Regions from separate parts of the Homo sapiens genome. Here regions 1, 2, 4 and 5 are each linked to region 3. A link is a contact called in ENCODE Hi-C or POLR2A ChIA-PET data. All regions are on one chromosome and are shown on one strand. The core of a region is the stretch at or near the end of the contact, and the rest is flanking DNA. Distances in the headings are between cores, read along the strand shown. Region 1 holds the start of PELP1-DT (PELP1 divergent transcript). Region 2 holds the start of CHRNE (cholinergic receptor nicotinic epsilon subunit). Region 3 holds the start of ZNF594 (zinc finger protein 594). Region 4 holds the start of PSMB6 (proteasome 20S subunit beta 6). Region 5 holds the start of MINK1 (misshapen like kinase 1).

Region 1 (2,919 bases), core at 420-2,919, 490 kb before region 3:
TGATATTGGGCTGAGATAGCAGAGATATAGTTTTGTCACCCTCAATTATGCAGAGTAATGTTAAAGACAAACAGATAGGGTTATCTGTGATAAATCTGGGGCTAAGGTTATTGACCCACCCAGCAAATTGTGACAACCATCTTCCTGGAAGGTAGCATAGAGCTAGGAAGGTCCCAGGAATGAAGGGTGGACACAGAAGATCTCGTGTTTATGGGTCTTGAAGGATGGGTAGAATTTGGGGGAGGTTTAGTGGGAGAGAAGGGAAGATAGGAGATTGTTATAAGGAGCAGCTATTATGGGCTAGAAATATGCCTTCTTAGAATCAGTGCCTTCACCCGGACAAGATGGTGGGGGTTCAAGCTAGAATGGGAGCAATGAGAAAGATGGAAAAGAGTGGACAGATCTGAAAACTACTCAAAGGATAAAATCAACAGGACTTGACAGATTGCTTATGGAGGTGTATGAAGAAGAGTTTAGAATTACTTGAGTGTCTAGCTTGCAGAACTGAATGGTTATCAGATTCCATTCTTATAGAAGTCCAAAGGCTCCTAACCCGGCCTAAAACGCTCTGCATGACCCGACCACTGCCTACCCATCTCACCAGTCTCATCTGTACCCACTCTCTTCCCCTCCACATCTGAGCCCCAGGAACGATGCCCTTCTTTCCAGTTCCTTCCTACCACAGGGTCTTCCCACATGAGCTCTCCTCTGACTGAACAGCCCCTCCCATATTTTTTCCCTACCCAACCCCTATTCATCCTTAGGGTCTCAGCTTAAACGCCGGTTTCTTTGGAAAAATCTCTGCCAGTCTTCAGATAAGGTTAGAGACCCCTGATATTCAATTCTCATCTTGTTTCGCAGCATTTTGTGTATCGCCACCACGTCTGTAACCGGAGCGCCTAGTACAGTATCTGACCCTCAATAAGAGCTCGGTAAATGTTTATTGTTGAATGCGTCATTCAGTCAGTCGAAACAATCCCCGAAACAGATATTGCCAGAGGAAAAAGAGACTTTTAGATTATACAACTAGTGAGTGACCGGGCCTGGAACCTAATCGATTCCTGTGTGCCGACCAATAGCCTAACAACAGAAAAATAAGGCCCATTTTTCCCCTGGAGAAACTCATGGCCGATAAAGGAGAAATACGTGCATCCCGTCCGGACTGATACCTGGATCCCCTTTCTGCCCGCAGCTCTCCTTCCTTCAACCTCCCTATCGCACTTGCACTGCACCGTAATCCCGGCGCACAGGTGCCGCGCCATCCTCCCCACAGGGCCGCGGGCACGCGGGCCACGGACTCACCTGGGCCCCGCCCACCGACCCATGCAGCCGCAATAGGCACATGAGCCCGGGCAAATGTGGGGCCGAGCGGTTTGGGGGATGCACCGGAGCAACGGCAGACCCCGTTCGAGGTTGCAGCAAACCAGAAACACTCTCCAGCAGCAGCAGGCGGAGCCGCGGGCCCGAGCTCACTGCCGAGAGACCCCCGGTCCCGCCAGGAACCCCAGCCGCGGAGCCCGCAGAGGGCCCACTCAGAACGGCTGCCGCCATCTTCCCCCGGGTTCCAGTGGTGGCGTGGCGCGATGACGCAAACACACCGCGACGGCCGCCTACTGGGGAGGGGGCGTGGGGAGGGGGCTGCGGTCTTGCGCACTGAGTGAAGGCAGGCTGGACTCGCGGGCTCAAGCTGGGAAGGAGCATGCGCGGAGAGAGCAGCCTGGGCGCCGAGGCAGCGGGGTGCTCGGTTCCCGGAGTGATGGCGGATGAGGCTGCCTGTGAGCGTGTCCGAGGCGGTCCTGTGATGTTAAAGGTACACGTGGTCCGGACAAAAGGCGCCAAAGTCGGAACGATTTCCATTTAGCGGACGGAGTCTTGGGACATCTTCGCTGTAGGAATCAATAACTCTCATTTTTTTTTTTTGAGACGGAGTCTCGCTCTGTGGCCCAGGCTGGAGTGCAGTGGCGCGATCTCGGCTCACCGCAACCTCCACCTTCCAGGTTCAAGCGATTTCCCTGCCTCAGCCTCCCGAGTAGATGGGATTACAGTCGCGCGCCACCACGCCCGGCTAATTTTTTTTGTATTTTTGTAGAGATGGGGTTTCACCATGTTGGCCAGGATGGTCTTGAACTCCTGACCTCAGGTGTTCCGCCCGCCTTGGCCTCCCAAAGTGCTGAGATTACAGGCATGAGCCACCGCACCCTGCCTAGGAATCAGTAACGTGTGTGTGTGTGTACGCGCGCCAAAGATTTATTTCTTCATTTCTTGCATTTCAAGTACTCTTCGATGTCATCCTTGGCCTGAGACTCCTTGCCATAGTCCTTAACTACTACACAACTGCAACCAACCACTTTACGGGGTTTCCCCTCTCTGTCGATTTTTACAGAGCCCTACCCATTCTCCTAGTTTCTTGTTGTCATCAACCTTAATTAGGTTGATTTGGTGTTCAGCACAAAGGCCTCCACCAACTTGACATACATAGTAGGCTCATCATAGTTGGATGCAAGCACACAAAGATGGGCTTGGCGTTTGTCTAAGGCTTTGGCAGCTTCGCGAATTCCACGTGCTAGGTCATGGTGGATGAGAGCGGTCTTCAGCACCTCTTGTGAAGCAGTATTAACATCCATTACCCCTCCAGCAGCAATGCCTTCCTCGGCCGTGGCGGTGGGTTACAAGTGAAGCTGAATCTTGAAGGTACCCAAGCCTCCGCCTCCGCGCAACTCGGCAGCGGCAGGGAAAGAGAAGGAATCAATAACTCTCTAGGTAACTTGAAATCACAGACATTTTTAACTACATTTGCAACTTCAGAAATGATACAAGACGTGCGCCTTGCAAAAGCCAATTCAAACAGTACAGAAAGGCATAAAGTAAAAAGAAAAACTGCTCCTCCCCCGCAAAGCCCTGCCCCAGTAGCGTGTATAC
Region 2 (3,018 bases), core at 1-2,500, 290 kb before region 3:
GAGGGCGGTGCTTCCCGGTTGGCCCCGCCCCATAAGGCCCCCCCCCAACAATAATCGTCCGGGCCTCGGAGTAGCTCTTCCCACCGGAAAATAAGCGAACAGTTCTGCCAATCGAAGGGGAAGTAGGTGACCTCCACTGCGCAGACGCTGCGGTAGATGGCCGGAGGCAGCCACGTCACGGAGCCGCCCTCGTAGACGAGCACGTTGGCGTCGTAGGCCACTCCGAACTGGCCATCAATACTGTGGGCTCGGGGAAACCGAGCTTTTTGCACAGGTCTGCACCCTCTCAGAGTACCCCCTTCCCCAACCAAGTCCAGCCCGCACCCCAGGCCGGCTTCCCTCCAGCCTGGCGTCTGGCCCGGTTCTCACTTGTTTTCCAGCACAATCTCTGGCAGCCACACGAGTTCTGAAGGGACTCGCAGGGTTTCTATACCCCCAAAGTCGTCCTTGCTGTAGTTGAGTCGGTAATCCTGCCAATCCTAAGGGGTGGGGGATGGAAGGCCGCGTGCCCTGCATCTCCCACCTGGCGCTGCCTGGGAGGGGTTTGGGGGAAAAGGGGTGCCCTGGACAAGACCTCACACCATTCCCCAGATTTGACTCACGATTCCAATCCAGACGCTAGTGGTGAGAGTCTCCTCTTTTTCATTCTGCAGATGGGAGATGGGGATGATTGAAGTGAGATTTCAGGGCCAGAAGTGAGCTTTAGGACAGAGCTCAGCGGTTGGGGCCAGAAGTGGGATTTTTGGCTTAAGATGAGGGTGGGGGTAGCTTACCAGTGAGATGAGATTCGTCAGGGTGACCTTGAGGCTGATGGTGACAGTATCCTCAGGCTCCCGCACTGGCCGGCTTCCTGGGTCATAGTTGTTGAAGAGATGGTGATAAAGACGCAGTTCCTCGTTCTTCCCCACACCCCTGCCTGCGATGGGGTCAAGAAGGAAGGGTCATTGGCAATGAAGAGGCTGGAGCACCTCTCTCCCCTCTGCCTCCCCTGGGTCCTCACAGGCCTCTGAGGCTGTGTACTATCAGTATCTGTCTCCTAAACCAATTATGCTGTGCCTGGGAACGAAATACTGTGTCTAAGTCTCCATCTTGGTCTCTGTCTTTGTCTTCCCAGTCCCTTCATGTCAGTATCTGTGTGTGTCCAATTGCCCCTCTAGCCCCTGTCCGTACCGAGAAGCCCCAAGAGGAGCAGGACCCCAAGCGGAGCCCTTGCCATCCTGCTGCGTGGTTCTCAGGGTTATTCTGAGCTCTGGCAGGCTTGGAGGGGGCATGCCAGGGTGCCTGTGTGAGGGGGAGGAGGGTGTTAGTTCCGGGCTGTTAGGGGACTGTCACCTAATCCTCTGCTCACCCCTGCTGCAGCTGGGGACATTTTGGCTGCTTCCAGAGGCAGCTGCCCCATCCTGTGTTTCCTGCCCCTGCCCCGCCCCAGCCCAGCGTCCTTTGCCTGGTATTTGGCCAACTCCCCAGCCACAGATGTGGGCGTCTCCTGAGAGGCACCTGCAACCACAATTCTAGTAGCAGGGGGTGGGAGACACTGCTTTCAGCAGGCACTGTTGTCCTTTGAGTAAGCTGCCCTGTGTAGGTGACCCTGACTGATGAACACATCTGGGGATGTGACACACCCCTTGCCTCCCATTCTCACCCATGTGGAACACACACTATCACCACCCAAGCTCACAATGCCTTTCTTGCCGACAGAGTGGCAAAAAACAGTCTCCATAAAGACCTGATAAAGAGACAGGTGGTCACAGGGGATTAGCCCTGCGGTACAGAGATTCCATCTAGCAAAGGAGATCATGTAAAGGACCCACCTCCTTCCACAACCTGATCGCCAGGTTTGCCCATGCCCAGCCCCTCTGGGTGGGAGACTTGTTTCTCCTTGTCTATCCCTGCTGCCACCTTGTGGTCACAGATGATAGTACCGTCTTCCCATCCTACTCTCCTAAACACACACGTGCACACATACACACACACCTGATGACACCTTAATAGATCCTTTTGATGTTCCTTTTTAAAAAAAATTTTTTTGAGACCAAGTCTCGCTCTGGCGCCCAGACTGGAGTGCAGTGGCATGATCTCGGCTCACTGCAACCTCCGCCTCCCGGGTTCAAGCGATTCTCCTGCCTCAACCTCTGGAGTAGCTGGGACTACAGGCGCATGCCACCATGCCCGGCTAATTTTTGTATTTTTTAGTAGAGATGGGGTTTCACCATGTTAGCCAGGATGGTCTCGATCTCCTGACCTCGTGAGCCACCTACCTGGGCCTCCCAAAGTGCTGGGATTATAGGCGTGAGCCACCGCGCCCAGCCTCGATGTTTTTTGTTTTTCTGTTTCTTTTTTTGTTTTTTGTTTTTTGCAGGGGGTGGGGGGACAGGATCTCACTCTGTCACCCAGACAGGAGTACAGTGGCACCACCATAGTTCACTGCGGCTCTCAAACTCCTGGGCTAAAGCGATCCTCCTGCCTCAGCTTCCCAAAGGGTTAGGATTACAGGTGTGAGCCACCACGCCCGGCCTCAGTGTTTTTTAAAGCCTTCTTGAACCATTCTAATCACCTGGAGGGGTGCTTATTTTAAATTCAGATTCCTAGGCTCCATTCCCAGAGAATTATGATTTCGGGACTAGGGTGCCAGGAATCTGTATTTTTAGGAAACTGTCCAGGTGTTCCTCGTGAGGTAGGAGGGGCTGGCCTAAGCATATTTTCTGCTTACATCTCATTTCCTCACAGCAGTCCAGCAAAGCAATGATCACTGTCCTGAATACATGAAAGGGGATGCTAAGGTCGGGATCCAGGGTCACACAAGTAGATTGGCAATAATGCATGAGACTTATCAATCAACTCTATTGATCTCGCACACCTGTGTTTATTTTACCCTTCACAAAACACTTTCGGGTCCATCACCTTTGGGTCTCCTTCCCCCACCTATGAGGTAGGTCATAATCACCTCCATGTTACAAGCGAGGACACATCAAATAACAGAGTGTCCTCCTAGTCCATTTCCCACACTTGTGTAAAGCC
Region 3 (2,991 bases), core at 204-2,703:
TGAGCCAAGAAAATGTGTCTACACTCAAAGCTGGCCTAGGGGCCACTATTTTTTAACTTAAGAAATGCCACTATTTCATGCCCAGTTCTTAGTATCTTTTAACTATGTCAATCCTTTTTAATTCACATTCATGGGCACGCATTAGGTGAAGCTAAACAAAGAATCTATGCCTAGAGGAAGACTCACACATGAAACAAGGTAGTAAGAGCCTATGAATTAGATGCTAAAAGCGCTGCGGTGGCAATCCGGGAAGGCTTCCCAAAAGAAATGACTTTTGAAGTGTGATACCCTACTTTGTTTTAACCTGAGTGACTCTCTCCTAGCAGAGAGAGAGCCGGACAGACTCCATTTTAGTTTCTCCACTGGCAGCCCCCTTTCACCTCCCTCCCTTAAGGCATAGCTAGTGTAAACTGACTCAAAGCACGTCCAGGAATGCACCTACTGATAAGATATTGAGGCAAGCTGCACCAGCAGCTCCTGGGGACGCGCTCGGTGGATGGCAAGCAAAACCCCTGCATTTATCTCTTTGTGATAGTTTAAGCCCGTGCAATTGGAACTGTTTATATTTTGTAACTGCATTTGTAACCAATTAATTTTTCAACTTTTTGCCAGTTCTGCTTCTGTAAAAATTGCTTCAGCTAAAATCCCCCCTCCCCTATTTAGACCACGGTATAAAAACAAAACTAGCCCCTTCCTCAGGGCCGAGAAAATTTTGGGCGCTAGCTGCCTCTCGGTTGCCGGCTAATAAGGACTCTTTAATTTGTCTCAAAGTGTGGCGTTTCTCTGTAACTCGCTTGGTCACAATAGAAGCTGCTCCTAAAAGCAATGTAGACCCTTACAAAGAGACCAGCCCACCTAAATCCCTCCCTTGTTTGAACTCTAACAGTCCTAATATTTTAGACTGAGTAGTAGAACATATATGAACAATACAGTTCATTCCTGTGGCTTAGTCTAGCCTCCCCAGCGGGGTCACTCGTGGGATGCAAAAACCAGATTTGGTTACATATACAAATATACCTGGCACAGATGTGGGCGAGGAATAATCAATTTATGCCTGACGGTGGATTCTGGGCCTCGGGAAGATGCCGTTAGCGGTACCCACAGGAGGGAACTGGAACAGGCAAGAGTAGCGGGACAGGGCCGGGAATGGGGCACGCCGAGACCAAGAAGCCGACCGAGAGCAAGAAGGCCCAGTCATGCGCACCCGGCGCCTACATCCTCCTGCGGTCCCCCAGGCCTCTCCCCATAGGCATATGAGCTCTGCTCCACTCCTCGCTTGCCGGTGGACGCAGGCGCCGCGGCCGCCAGCTCTGTGAACGCAGCGGGGTCTCACCTCCAGGCTACCCCCAACCTCCCGCTCGGTCGGGGGCCCCTCCACGGCCGCTATCACTGGGTCGCGGCTCCTAGCGCCACCATCTTGGACCCCGCGCCTGGGCCAGGCGAGAACTTCCGGTGCGCTCCCCGGGACTGCGGTCCCCCAGTCCGCGCCCCGCCCAGCCGTCCCCCGTCGGCTCCAGCCAATCCGCGCGCGCTCCCCTGGCCGTCTCCCACCGGATCAGGTGTCTCCTCTGCGCAGACTCCTCCACGACGCCAGTCGGCGCTGGCGTAGCTCGGCTCAGCCCGGCGGAGTCTGACTTCCGGAGGGCCAGCGGCGCGCTGGCTGGTTACCAAGGTTACCGCCGAGAGGCCGCGTCCTCAGCTGGTCCTAGACATGCGTGGCGTCGGGGCTGTGGCACGGTCGGGTCCGGGGTGAGTGACCCCTTCAAGTAACTACGTTTTTGTTCTGCCCTTTTGTTTTGTTTTTGAGATGGAGTCTCGCTCTTTCGCCCAGGCCGGAGTGCAATGGCGCGATCTCGGCTCACTGCAGCCTCCATCTCCCAGGTTCAAGCGATTCTCCTGCCTCGGCCTCCCCAGTAGTTGGGATTACAGGCGCCCACCACCACGCCCTGCTAATTTTTGTATTTTTAGTAGAGACGGGGTTTCGCCATGTTGGCCAGGCTAGTCTCGAACTCCTGTTCTGCCTGTTCTGTTTTCATCTTTTGTTATTGTTCCCTGCATGCATTTGTGGTCTCATTCATTGATGACTTCTATTTGCAATGCCCGGTCAAAGGCTAGGCGATACAGATCCCAACAAGGACAGCTTAATGTTTAAAAGTGTAAGTTCCGAAGTGAGAAAGTCAGACACTCAGAATCCTTGCCCCACCACTTAGGGGCTATGTGACTTTGAACAAGTTACCTATTAATAGCTTCTTCGCGCCTCCGTTGCTTCATTTGTAAAGTGAGGTAAATAATAGGACCGACCTCACTGACATATGTATGTGAAGTTTGCATGTGGCGAAGGCCAGATACATATTAGTTATTACTATGGAGATGATGTTGGTTCGCGTAGCGTAGGATCGTGGTAAGGGTTATATATGTATGTAAAGATGTAAGATGTCCAACCCCAAGCCTTTCCGAAGCAAAACTGTCAGTGCACTAGTCACTTTGGCTTCTCATATCTCTCTGTCCCAAACTTTGGGTTGCACGAATTATGCACGTTTCACTCTTGAATTTGTAAATGCAGCTACTACCAACTATTCCTTAATTTGCACAACTACATTTGAGATAGTATTTCATTGACTGTGTTACATTTTCATTGAAATACTGAGCCATGTCTCAAATAGACTTCAATTATAGTTGCTTTTATAGTTCCTTTTGCTTTACCTCTCTTAATAAGAGTGCACTAATAGAAGTTACTCTTTGGAATTTAGAAATGGGTTTTTAAGGCAGGGCACGGTGGCTCACACCTGTAATCCCAGCACTTTGGGAGGCCTAGGAGGCCGCATCACTTGAGCTCAGGAGTTCAAGACCAGCCTGGCCAGCATGGTGAAACCCCCGTCTCTACTAAAAATGCAAAACAATTAACTGGCATGATGGCAGGCGCCTGTAGTTCCAGCTACTCGGGAGGCTGAGGCAGGAAAATAGCTTGAACCCGGGAGGTGGAGGTTGCAG
Region 4 (2,700 bases), core at 160-2,659, 400 kb before region 3:
CCGTCTCTACTAAAAATACAAAAAAAATTAGCCGGGCGCGGTGGCGGGCGCCTGTAGTCCCAGCTACTCGGGAGGCTGAGGCAGGAGAATGGCGTGAACCCGGGAAGCGGAGCTTGCAGTGAGCCGAGATTGCGCCACTGCAGTCCGCAGTCCCGCCTGGGCGACAGAGCGAGACTCCGTCTCAAAAAAAAAAAAAAAAAAAAAAAAAGACAAATAGAGCTGGGTTCAGTGGCACACACCTGTAGTCCCAGCTACTTGAGAAGCTGAGGCGGGAGGATCACTGGAGCCCAGGAGTTCGAGGCTGATATAGTGCACCATGATCCCATCTGCACTCCAGCCTGGGAAACACCGCAAGACAAACCCACCCCACACACACACCCCACCCTCGTCTCAAAAAAAAAAAATTAAACCCCAAAAATATATTAAACAAAAGACATATCCCAATTTTAGAATGTGCAAAGAACTTGAAAAAACATTGCATCAAAAAAGACATACAAATGGCCAATTATCTCATGGAAATATGCTCAGCATCACTAATCATTAGAAAAATACCAATGAAAACCACAGGGTACCACTTCACACCCACTGGAATGGCTATAACTAAAAAAATGCACAATAACAAGTGTTGGTGAGGATGTGGAGAAATTGGAACCCTCACACATGGCTTGTAGGGATGTAAAATGGTGCAGTTTCTGTGGAAAACAGTTTGTCGGTTGCTCAAAATGTTAAACATACAGTTATCATAGAACCCATAAATTCCTCTGCCAGCATATACTCCTAAGTATATAACTAAAAGAAATGAAAACATGGTGTGGTCACTTTAGCCCAAAGACTCTCAGGTTTATTTTGTGGGCCCTTTGGACTGTAACTCCATAAGATCGGTACGGCGCAAGCCACTAGGACTGTTTTTTGTTTTGTTTTGTTTTTGCTTTTGTTTTGAGACAGTCTTGCTCTGTCGCTCAGGCTGGAGTGCAGTGGCGTGATCTCGGCTCACTGTAACCTCCGCCTCCCAGGCTCAAGCGATTCTCCTGCCTCAGCCTCCCCAGTAGCCGGGATTACAGGCGCGCCCCACCACGCCCGGCTAATTTTTGTATTTTTTAGTAGAGAAGGAGTTTCACCATGTTGGCCAGGCTGGTCTTGAACTCCTAACCTCATGATCCGCCCGCCTCAGCCTCCCAAAGTGCCGAACGGTTTTTGGGTTTTTTTTGGTTTTTTGGGGGGGGGGTTTTGCTGACTTTCTTGTTTTGTTTGTTGCTTGCCACGCTGCCATCAAGTGCTCACTGTCGCAAAAGAACCGTCCCCATGCAGTACTGTACTTTTCTTTTCCCTTCTGCCGTCAACCTCGGAGTAGCTTCGCTCCCAGAAGGCCTCAAAGCGCGACCAAAGAGCGTGACAGAGCGCTTTACGACAGTTGCTTTGAGGCAGTACCGGAGGAGAAAGATGGCGGCTACCTTACTAGCTGCTCGGGGAGCCGGGCCAGCACCGGCTTGGGGGCCGGAGGCGTTCACTCCAGACTGGGAAAGCCGAGAAGTTTCCACTGGGGTGAGGAAGGAATCGGGGTTCATAGGACGTGCACAAGGCCTGACGCGATGGGAAGATAAAGCCTGAGTGGGGTTGAGAGATCTGGCAGGGGTGGAGAGGAGGTGGAATGTGTTGTGCTCCAGGAATGGGGAGAGGTACCCCGAAGATGGTGGAGTGGTGCGGTAGCTTCGTAGTGGGAGGTGGAGGGTGGGCTGAAGTTTGAAATTCTGAAATCCTGCGAGGCTAGTGAGGATCTTGGGCTTAAGTACGGGATGAGTCTTTTGAGATTTGAGGGTTGGCATTCTGGTATTCTGCGGGGTGCTGAGGCCCCTATAAGATTTGAAAATGGTTCAGCGACGGACAGATTTTGTATTTTTGGAACTAGGTAGAGAGATCATTGAGGTTTGTGTCTGCTGGAGAATGTAGACTTACTCCTTTTTCCCTTTTCCCAGACCACTATCATGGCCGTGCAGTTTGACGGGGGCGTGGTTCTGGGGGCGGACTCCAGAACAACCACTGGGTGAGCTCAGGACAGATTTGTGAAAGGTCTTCCCATCTTCCTTTTCCTTTCCTGCCTGCCAGCCCACCCTGCCTGCCTCCACAGACCACTGTGGGAAGAGAGGTTTCTTCTCTCTCTGGAGATAAAGATTTGTCCCAACTTTTGTTACTTTCAGTTCCCCTCACTCGTTAGTGGAATCCTTACAAAAGTCTGTTCTCCAGCCCGCTTCAGTTTGGATGAGAATAAGCAATACTGGAGGCCAGGCACGGTGGCTCACGCCTGTAATCCCAGTACTTTGGGAGGCCGAGGCGGGTGGATCACCTGAGGTCAGGAGTTCGAGACCAGCCTGGCCAACATGGCGAAACCCCGTCTCTACTAAAAAATACAAAAATTAGCCGTGCGTGGCGGTGCGTGCCTGCAGTCCCAGCTACTTGGGAGGCTAGGGCTAGAGAATCGCTTGGACCCAGGAGGTGGATGTTGCAGTGAGCAGAGATCGCGTCACTGTACTCCAGCCTGGGCAACAGAGCGAGACTCCATCTCAAAGAAAAAGGAAAAAAAGGCAATACTGGACATCCTATCCCTGAGCCCTAAGAGAGTGGGTAGTGATGGGATGGAGGTGGAAGACAGGTGGGCTCCTTTCCTCACTATTCTGCCATCCTGCAGGTCCTACATCGCCAATC
Region 5 (2,719 bases), core at 98-2,597, 360 kb before region 3:
GGAAAGCGGAGCTTGCAGTGAGCTAAGATCGCACCACTGCACTCCAGCCTGGGCGACAGAGTGAGACTCTGTCTCAAAAAAAAAAAAAAAAAAAAAAAAATAGAATTGACTTGAAGGAGTCAGGCCGGAAGGCCAAATAGGAGATGAATGGGGATAGCGGCTTGAATAAGGGCAGTGGCAAGGAAAATGGGCTAGGGGTTAGGGAAGGGGGCCGACTGGCTGTGCACCCAAATGCTAAAAACGGTCCAGAAAGGAATGTGTTCAGCTATTTTTCAAGGACTTCTAAATTAAACTCTCTTAAATGATGTTTATATTAAGGCTGGTGGTGGAGTCTTTCAGAGGCAGTGTTGGTGCTAGAAGAGCTCTTGAGGATCATACAGCCTCCCCCCTCAATTTCACAGTGAAAGAAAACCTCAGAGAAGCAAAGCAACTTGCTCAAGGTCACACAGCATTTCAGTGGTAGAACATGACTCGTGGTTCTTAGATAGCATTACCCAGCCTCCACTGAGGCTAATGGCTGTAGGCGCTATGCCAACATGACTAGATCTAAGGTGACCCAAGCTATATTTTAAGGGACTGAACGCAGATTCCCTCTCTTCCCCTTCGCCACCCCTTCCTCCACGCGCGACTCCAGTGATCAATGAATAATTGTGGAAACAGTTCCTTTGTGCAGAACACTTTGTTAAAAGAGGTGCAGAGATACACGTCTGCGGTAGGATTCCTTATCCTGAGATCTGAGAGCACCTCGATGCTTCCCCAACCTGCTAGGTGAGGGTGGAAAGGGCATTCCTGAGGCAGCCGGTGCCCCTCCTCTGCCCCCCAACTCCCACGTGGTTTCTCCAGCCAAGTTCTCACGGAGTGGCCCCTCCCTCAGCGGCTCCACTGTTGCCATAGCAATTGGGTGGGTGGACAGCCCGTCCTATCTAGAGGCCACCCAGCCCTCGCGTGGGGAGTTACCATAACAACCCCCTAGTAATAGAGGGGGTTGGGTACCGCCCCCTTCCCCCGCAAATGGAAAGGTGGGTGGCTTGATTGGCAGCTGGGCACACGAAAGAAGGAGGGAAAGGGAAGGAAAGGCGTCAAAGGAGATCTGAGAAGGAAATAAGGGAGAGAAAGGGCAAAAAAAATAGGGAAAGAAAAGGAAACGCGTGTGCGCACGCGCACCAGCTGGTGGGCGCGCTCCGCGGCCGCCTCGGCCGCCGCCCACTTCTTTCACGCCAGGCTCGCGCGGTCGCTCCGTCCTCGCGCGCGCCTTTCGCCTGCTCGCCTGCGCCTGCGCGCAGGTGTCGGCGCCTAGGGGGAGGGGGCCCCGGCGCGCTCGCGTCACGCTCGCGCTTCCACCCTCCCAGTGCGCGGTCGCTCCGCGCCTGCGCAGGAGAGGTGGTAGGCTCGGGTGGCTGGCTCCGGGGAGATAGCGCCTGTCAGTCGGTGGGTCGGTCCTCGCGCCGGCCCTCCCCCTCCCCGGTCTCCGGGGGAGGCGCGGTGGAGTCCGCCCCCGGGGTTCTCCGATGGGGGAGAAGCGGCGACGGCGGCAGTGGAGTAACCGAGCCGGAGCGTGAGCGGCCCCGGTGCCCCGTTCCCCACGGAGGCCATGGGCGACCCAGCCCCCGCCCGCAGCCTGGACGACATCGACCTGTCCGCCCTGCGGGTGAGCGCGCCGTCCCCCAGCCTCGCCCTGGTTCCTGTCCCCGCCGCAGGGGAGGGAGCGGGGTGGCTGCACGCCTCACGTGCTCCCGGGCGCCCCCTCCACCAGCTTGGGTCCCCTTGGCGACCCGTGCCCCTTTCCCGGACTCCCGCCGCGGCTGGGCCCCCGCCCTCTGCTCCCTTCTCTCTCCACTGGCTGCAGATGCTGGGAGCCAGTTCGGTCCCCACCCTGTGGTGCCCCGCCCCCACACTTCCGTGCCACCCTACCTTTACTCTGGGGTTCGGGACCCACTGGTTCGCCTAAACTTAGCCTCCCCCATCACCTGGAGAACCTTTATTGTGGTTCCTTACCTCCTTTCGGCCCTTTTCCACCTTTGCCCTTACTTCTATCTTCTTCCTTCCCCTCCTCTTCCTCAGCTCCTGGAATTTTGACTTTGCAACTGTCTCGACAGCCTCTCTCTCATCCCTCTTTCTCTGCCTCGCCCACCCTTGAATTGCATCCTTTCCCTGGTCGGAATTTCAGCTACCCCACCCCTCGTGCCGTCACCCTCAATCCCATGTTCAGTTTTCCCTATCCCTTCTCTCCTGTTTCAAGTGCAGCAGTTCAGAACCAGGCATTTCCGGTCTCAGGGTCCCTGAATATTACATGACCAACTCTGCAGCAGCGTGGGGCTGGGAGCCCTCGGGGAGGAGGGGAGGCATTTCTTCTCTTTGGAAACTGTAGCACGGGCTGGGAAGAGGATGTTTACACACACACACACGCGCACACACGACACATGCTACATGTGGTCAGGCTGAAGGTTTGGAAAGGCAGTGGGTGTTTATGTTAGCTAAAGGCTGGAAGCAATGGAGACCTCTCAAGGTAGGGGCTAATAAGGAAAGGGGTTGAGAGGAAGCAAATGCTGCAGGAATTTCTTGGAAATACCCGTTCATTGTCCCTTGTGGGGCACTTACACACTCTGGTGGAAGAGCTTTCTGTAGCATTTATGTTTTTCTTCGGCAGGGAGCTTTGGCTTAAGGGGCAACTTAGTGATTTCAAGGTGAACACTCCAGACTATCAGCCAGGTGGTGTTTT

Evidence for each region. Hi-C counts contacts between places; a loop is a spot of excess contacts on that map. ChIA-PET counts read pairs that join two places held with the same protein, here RNA polymerase II (POLR2A). Pooled maps may share reads with other maps.
Region 1: a loop to region 3 is called in a pooled map, with 5 times the contacts of the local background. The contact joins the promoter of PELP1-DT here to the promoter of ZNF594 in region 3. A Hi-C loop is called at or near these places in 7 of 50 pooled maps. POLR2A ChIA-PET finds 5 or more read pairs at or near these places in 2 of 52 experiments (PC-9 and activated CD8-positive, alpha-beta memory T cell).
Region 2: a pooled map shows a loop between it and region 3 (4-fold over the local background). The contact joins the promoter of CHRNE here to the promoter of ZNF594 in region 3. A Hi-C loop is called at or near these places in 6 of 50 pooled maps. POLR2A ChIA-PET finds 5 or more read pairs at or near these places in 4 of 52 experiments (A549, AG04449, CD4-positive, alpha-beta memory T cell and 1 more).
Region 4: a loop to region 3 is called in a pooled map, with 6 times the contacts of the local background. The contact joins the promoter of PSMB6 here to the promoter of ZNF594 in region 3. A Hi-C loop is called at or near these places in 6 of 50 pooled maps. POLR2A ChIA-PET finds 5 or more read pairs at or near these places in 3 of 52 experiments (A673, AG04449 and activated B cell).
Region 5: a loop to region 3 is called in a pooled map, with 9 times the contacts of the local background. The contact joins the promoter of MINK1 here to the promoter of ZNF594 in region 3. A Hi-C loop is called at or near these places in 5 of 50 pooled maps. POLR2A ChIA-PET finds 5 or more read pairs at or near these places in 2 of 52 experiments (HEK293 and activated B cell).

Annotation. Positions count from the first base shown.
Region 1 is chr17:4,702,561-4,705,479 of GRCh38, forward strand. It overlaps PELP1-DT (PELP1 divergent transcript), which reads left to right and starts at 1,670. Exons shown (of 2, transcript NR_103482.1): 1 at 1,670-1,810; 2 at 2,639-2,919. It overlaps PELP1 (proline, glutamate and leucine rich protein 1), which reads right to left and starts at 1,577. Exons shown (of 17, transcript NM_014389.3): 1 at 1,303-1,577. The coding sequence starts at 1,551. It also overlaps the pseudogene RPS12P29.
Region 2 is chr17:4,901,848-4,904,865 of GRCh38, forward strand. It overlaps CHRNE (cholinergic receptor nicotinic epsilon subunit), which reads right to left and starts at 1,251. Exons shown (of 12, transcript NM_000080.4): 1 at 1,171-1,251; 2 at 774-916; 3 at 603-647; 4 at 370-479; 5 at 85-240. The coding sequence starts at 1,216. It overlaps C17orf107 (chromosome 17 open reading frame 107), which reads left to right. Exons shown (of 3, transcript NM_001145536.2): 3 at 1-1,087. RefSeq lists enhancers at 1-604, 605-1,246, 1,436-1,655 and a silencer at 1,787-2,081.
Region 3 is chr17:5,190,415-5,193,405 of GRCh38, forward strand. It overlaps ZNF594 (zinc finger protein 594), which reads right to left and starts at 1,454. Exons shown (of 2, transcript NM_032530.2): 1 at 1,334-1,454. ZNF594-DT (ZNF594 divergent transcript) reads left to right here and starts at 1,593. Exons shown (of 6, transcript NR_152840.1): 1 at 1,593-1,749. RefSeq lists a silencer at 1,389-1,588.
Region 4 is chr17:4,794,755-4,797,454 of GRCh38, forward strand. PSMB6 (proteasome 20S subunit beta 6) reads left to right here and starts at 1,410. Exons shown (of 6, transcript NM_002798.3): 1 at 1,410-1,542; 2 at 1,974-2,041; 3 at 2,684-2,700. The coding sequence starts at 1,441. RefSeq lists enhancers at 1,169-1,767, 1,194-1,723.
Region 5 is chr17:4,831,993-4,834,711 of GRCh38, forward strand. MINK1 (misshapen like kinase 1) reads left to right here and starts at 1,348. Exons shown (of 32, transcript NM_153827.5): 1 at 1,348-1,648. The coding sequence starts at 1,592. RefSeq lists an enhancer at 405-1,191 and silencers at 1,169-1,638, 1,649-1,898.